2 separate regions of the Homo sapiens genome follow, and region 2 is linked to region 1. A link is an interaction called in ENCODE POLR2A ChIA-PET data of the cell type or tissue named here. Cell type or tissue: GM12878. All regions are shown on one strand. Links, peaks and the distances in the headings refer to the core of each region. The heading gives the core; the rest is flanking DNA.

What was found. ChIA-PET counts read pairs that join two places held together with the same protein. Peaks named below come from ENCODE experiments on the same cell type or tissue, not always from the same donor. Only the 100,000 strongest peaks of a DNase experiment are listed, where the experiment ranks them.
Region 2: POLR2A ChIA-PET joins it to region 1 with 5 read pairs; 2 of 35 experiments call an interaction of 5 or more read pairs at or near these places.

The regions. Positions count from the first base shown.
Region 1 is chr3:149,580,056-149,582,976 of GRCh38, reverse strand. The region is part of intron 2 of WWTR1 (WW domain containing transcription regulator 1); the gene reads left to right. Among named protein-coding and RNA genes, the nearest start is that of WWTR1-IT1, 70 kb to the left of the region's middle. In GM12878, for the core only: no CTCF peak of the experiment used is centred there; DNase peaks (open chromatin) are centred at 997 and 1,519; H3K4me3 peaks cover 1,257 bases; H3K27ac peaks cover 1,993 bases.
Region 2 is chr3:149,416,281-149,419,201 of GRCh38, reverse strand. No RefSeq gene overlaps it. Among named protein-coding and RNA genes, the nearest start is that of TM4SF1-AS1, 40 kb to the right of the region's middle. In GM12878, for the core only: no CTCF peak of the experiment used is centred there; a DNase peak (open chromatin) is centred at 1,801.

The DNA.
Region 1 (2,921 bases), core at 206-2,705:
AATAAGAGTAATAATAATTCACCATTCATAAAGCGTCTCATCTTTTCTCTACTTCTGATTCTCATCCCATGTTTTTGTTTGTGAGAAAGGAGAAAAGTGAAATAAAGACTCTACCAAGTACATATTTTATACTTGACATCTGGAAATAATATCGTGAAATAGACTCTCACATTGTTGTGGAGTTCCAACACAATAAACTTAAGGTGATTTATACATCTTTTATTTATTTTATTTTATTATTATTTTTGAGACAGAGTTTTGCTCTGCCGCCCACACTGGGGTGCAGTGGTATGATCACGGCTCACTGCAGCCTCGACCTCCCAGGCTGAAGTAATCTTCCGCTTCAGCCTCCCAAGAAGCTGGGACCACAGGCATATACCACCACGCCCGACTCATATTTTGATTTTTTTTTTTTTAGAGATAAGATCTCCCTATGTTGCCCAGGCTGGCCTTGAACTCCTATGCTCAAGCAATCCTCCTGCCTCAGCCTCCCAAAGTGCTAGGATTACAGGCGTGAGCCACTGTGTCTGGACTATACATTTTTTAATAGCATTATTGATCCTGGCATGAGAGGAGAAAAAAAAATGCTGGTACTAATAATAAAATTGTTTGCAACGCAGCCAAAGTTCTTTAATATGGCTCTTGGCCCAAATCAAACAAGCAACAGAAACTCCCAGTCCTTTTTTTTTTTTCCTTCTTATGTTTTCACAAAATAGGAAAAATGAGGTTAAGCAAGAATTTTGCTCAGTTTGCAGAGGCAAAGTGAGGCTTGCCAGGGCCGGGTGCTGTTGGGGTGCGTGCAGCATATGACGGGGTGTCTCTAACACAGTGACTGAACTGTTCACCTTCTGAAGTGAGGCTCCTGAGTCACACCTGGGGCTGTCTTGATGAGTCACCAGCCTTCCAAAGTGGTTTTCTCTGGGAAGTGGCACTTCACAGTGCCACTTTTTTTTCCCACCCCAGGGACAAAACTCTGGTAAATGAATCCCTGCAGGAACCACGGGTATTACAGTCCTGATTTGGCTCATCTGCTCTTTGGGGCTGACAGCAGCTTTGCTTGACTCAGCTTCTGCCTGACTGAGTAGGTTCAGACAGAATGAGTCTGCAGAAAAGTCGGTGGTGCTCAGTGGGAAGGACGTGAGGGAGATGGATCACCACAGCTGGCCAGGGCAGAGGCACTAGGAGACCTTTCACATGGCTGCTGTGCCTACTGCTGCTAACTTAAACAAGTGGAAACTTCTTGGCAAGTCTGTGAGGGAAGTCGAGGATTAGAGCCTGGTAGTTAAAAATACAATCCCTGCCATTCATTCAGAATTCCAGAGAATGCTGAAATTTTTTGAATTGGCAAGTGAATGGTAGAGACCGGAACCATACACTGAAATAACTTCTCTGGTCTTGTATCATCTTTTATTAGAGGATCCTAAAAAAATCCCCTATTTATATATCAGTTATTATTTCTGTGTCATAGACTGCAGCTATGTTTGATGAGCTGCTTAAGTGAAAATCTGACCGGAAACTTTCAACTATAAATTCTTTGTGGTTTCAAAGAAGGATGAACTTTCTCATCTAACACATTTCTGCTGTGTGAAGAGTCACCTTTATTATATGGCATGAGTCTTTTTTTTTTTTTAATAGCTTTGGGGTTTAAACTCTGAATGCTTTGCTAATAGATGTGTCAGCTGTGCACATTGGCAGCTTGACTTTTACCTCTTTGTATCTTCTATTCTGATGCATTAAAAATAGCAGGAGATGGTGCCGTTTAGGATTTGGGCAGAATGGAAGAATCATTATAACCAATAATAGTGTTTTAAAAGCTGCCTTGGGACAAAGAATTATTAATTAGGGTGGTAGAAAGAATGACAACGTGGGAGGAAGATTGATTAGGGTTTCTAGAAATACAGTAAAACCTAAGCTATGTATCTCTTCAACCATGTGAAGAGCTATTACTTTATTTCTGATTGTCAACATATCGAAGTTCAAAAGCCGACTCCACATTATGCAAATAGACTGATAACGTTAAGCAGAGGAGATCAATGTACTGGATGGCTACTAATCTTAATATTGTCGCCAGGCGCGGTGGCTCACGCCTATAATCCCAGCACTTTGGGAGCCTGAGGCGGGTGGATGGCCTGAGGTCAAGAGTTTAGATCAGCCTGGCCAATATGGTGAAACCCCATCTCTACTAAAAATACAAAAGTTAGCCAGGTGTGGTGGCACACGCCTATAATCCCAGCTACTTGGGAGGCTAAAGGAGGAGAATTGCCTGAACCGGAAGGCAGAGGCTGCAGGGAGCTGAGATCGCACCATTGCACTCCAGCCTGGGTGACAAGAGCGAAACTCCGTCTCAAAAACAAACAAACAAACAAAAAACCTAATCTTAGTATTACAAACATGATCAGGTCGGGTTGCTAGTTTAGATGTGGGTGGTGAGCTGAGCATCCACTGCGATGGGGCTTCTACTGTCATGGGCTCCCTCTGTGATGTGGCCTCCCTTCTGTGATGAGCTCCCTGGGGTTTCTCCTGCAATGGGCTCCCACTGCAATGGGCTTCCACTGTGCTCAGCTCCCATTGCATTGTGGTTTTAGGTGACAGCAGAGGGACTACCTGGAGAAAGTGTGCATCTGGGCCTGGGAGAATTAGTAAGTGTGCATACCACCCCTGTCTTTGTTCTTGTGGTTAAGACTCATCTCTGGTGTTGGTTAGCAGAGCTAAGTACCGTTGGCAAAACAAAAGGTACTACTAAAAGAAATGTAAGATATGAGTAAGATATATGTCATTTCCTAGGTCTTGAAATCTAAATAAGATCACACTAATAGAATGTTTAATTTGATTTAAATGCAAACAGTATTTATCCCCAACATACAACGAGAAAGTAAACCACCTTTTGCATACTTGTATTCTAATTCCAGTTGAGGAAAATT
Region 2 (2,921 bases), core at 241-2,740, 160 kb after region 1:
ATGACAAGATTCACTAGGAACTCAAAATTATGGAGTAAAAATCTGCTTTTTGGTTTCTCCTACCTTTTATAGCTTATTGAAGTATAACTGACATACAATAACCTGCACTATTTAAAGAATACAATTTGATAAATTTTGATACATGGAACCAACAACACAATCAAAATAACAAACATTTCATTACCTCCCAAAGTCTCCTTGTATTCCTTTGTCATCCTTCTTTCCCATTCCTCCCCACAGGCAACTATATATTTGCTTTCTGTTACCATACATTTGTTTGCATTTTCTAGAATTTTATAGAAATGATTCACACAGTATGTACAGTTTTTTGGCCTCTTCCTCTTCCTCTTCCTCTTCTTCTTCTTCTTCTTCTTCTTTTCTTCTTTTTTTTTTTTTTTTTGGGATGGAGTCTTGCCCTGTCGCCCAGGCTGGAGTGCAGTGGCGTGATCTTGGCACACTGCAACCTCCACCTCCCGGGTTCAAGCATTCTCCTGCCTCAGCCTCCCAAGTAGCTGGGATTACAGGCACACACCACCATGCCCAGCTAATTTTTGTATTTTTAGTAGAGACGGGGTTTCACCATGTTGGTAAGGCTGGTCTTAAACTCCTGACCTCGTGATCCACCCACCTTGGCCTCCCAAAGTGCCGGGATTACAGGTGTGAGCCACCACGCCTGGCCTGGGTCTGGCTTCTTTAACTCACTCAAGTTAAAGGAGTGTGATATTTATCCATGTGGTGTGTATCCAGAGTCCATTCGTCTTTGTTGCTGGATAGTAGTCCATCATATGGTTAATCACAATTTGTTTATTCATTCACCTGCTGATGGTCATTGGTTTGTTTCTGATGAACCACCAATATCATTTTTTTTCTCACAATCATATCTCCCCATTTTACAGATGAAGAAATGAAAAGACTCTCAGAGGCCAAGTAACTTGTCTGAGGTACAAAGACAGTACTTGGAATATAAAGCCTTAAATTATTACAATGTTTGAGCTGAAAGGAATACTAAGGCATCTCTCTCTCTCTCTTGTCTTTCTTTCTTTCTTGCCCTCTTGCTCTTTCAACTGCTTGGTGTTGAGATTTGATTTGTGATCAACATGAATTATTAAGTATTTCTCTTTATTCAGGGTAAAGTCAGAAGGTTCTTCTTTGTCAGCTAAATGCTGGTACCCTTTTATTTAAATTCATTCCTAATATGCTCCTACCGTAGGAAAATATTCTGGAATGTTCTATCAGCCAAAGGTGGCCTTCTCTCCCACAGGAGCAGGAGTGTGTTGGAGCTTACTTGTGCAGGCTCATAAGAGCTGCTTGTTAGGTTTTTAAAAGCTAAACACGGTTGTTATACAAATTAAATAATATACACTTTCAATTAAATATATGATATTAAAAACAAAGTTGAAAACATTGTAAAAATTCATTGCTTACTAATTATTTTACTACATTTTACTAACACCTAGGCTTTTAAAGTTATTTTGTTTCTTCTTAATTCTACTTCCAGTGATGTAACATTGGTAGCTCAAAATCAGCCTTGGTGGGACTATTTACATGATGGAAATTGGCAAAAGACAAAACTCAAGGTGGAATTTATTATTTTGTTGATTGACTAGACTTAAGAACATGATAGAGAAAATGGTAATAATTTAAAATCTCTATTACATTGTGACTAGCACAAAAACCAATAAATTTTTTTTGGTATTTGAAAACCATTACACAATTTAGCAAAGAAATTGCTCACATCATTGATGAATGAGGTTCTGATAGATATCTTCCTCATTTTACTTTCATCTTATTCATTAACATAAACAAAAATACCAACCAATATTCAAAGCGAAACTACTTACGGAGCCAGGTGTTAAACATTTACCAGCAAACCACCGCCTTTGAAATTAAACCCTATGCAAAAAACAAAACAAAACAAAACCTAGCCTACAAGACTAGTTTCTGTTTAGATCTCATAGGAAATCAAAATCTCTAAGAAAAAAAAAAAACAAGAAAACAGTGAAATCAGAGCTGCCAATAGAAAATATTTAAAATTTGTTATAATTTAAAAATGGATAATACAATAAAATGGCTCAAAAAGGTATACAATAAAATTCTCTCTTACCAGTATCCCTCCGCCATGCAGTTCCCCTCCTCAGGGCAATATCTATTACCAGTTGTTGAGTTTTCTTTAAGAGATGGTCTATATATAAACAAGTAATATAGTCTATTCTTCTTCTGCCACCCAATTTGGTATACATATGAACCCATAAAATACTAAAATACACTATTTTGTACTTTGCTCTCCCCCCTTTAATATATCATAAAGCTCTATCCACATCAGTGTCATGGCTGCATAATAGCGTATGGATGTAGCATCATTTATGTACCTATTATTTAGCTACAATGCAGAGACACTGTAACGGTTTCCAACAGGACTTAATTTTAACCCATGTATTTTAGAATCTGTATATCTGCTGTACCTGGTTATGATTTGTTGTGTCTCTTCTCATTAAGTTATAGAAAGTGAGTCAATTCATGCAAACATCAGCACACATTTACTGAACACCTACTAGGTGACTTGCACTGTGAGGGATGCAAAAATAAAATTTTAAAACATGATTGGTCTTAATACTCCTGTCACCTAGCTTGAAATCAAGAAAATAAGAGTTTAATAATGATCCAGATAGCAGCCTAGGAACTGTCACAAGACTTCACCTTTAATTAGCTTTTGAGCTTGGACTAGTCATTCAATCCTTGTGAACTTTTGTTTGCTCATCTTTAAAATGAAGATGACTATTCCTGCCTTGACCCCCTCTTTGGGTTGTTTTGAGGATTAGAGTGGACCATGTTTGCAAACACTAAAAGACCACACATATCTATGGGTACATGACCTCTCCTGCCTCATCTTGTCCACATTGTGTTCCAGCTATGTTGAACTT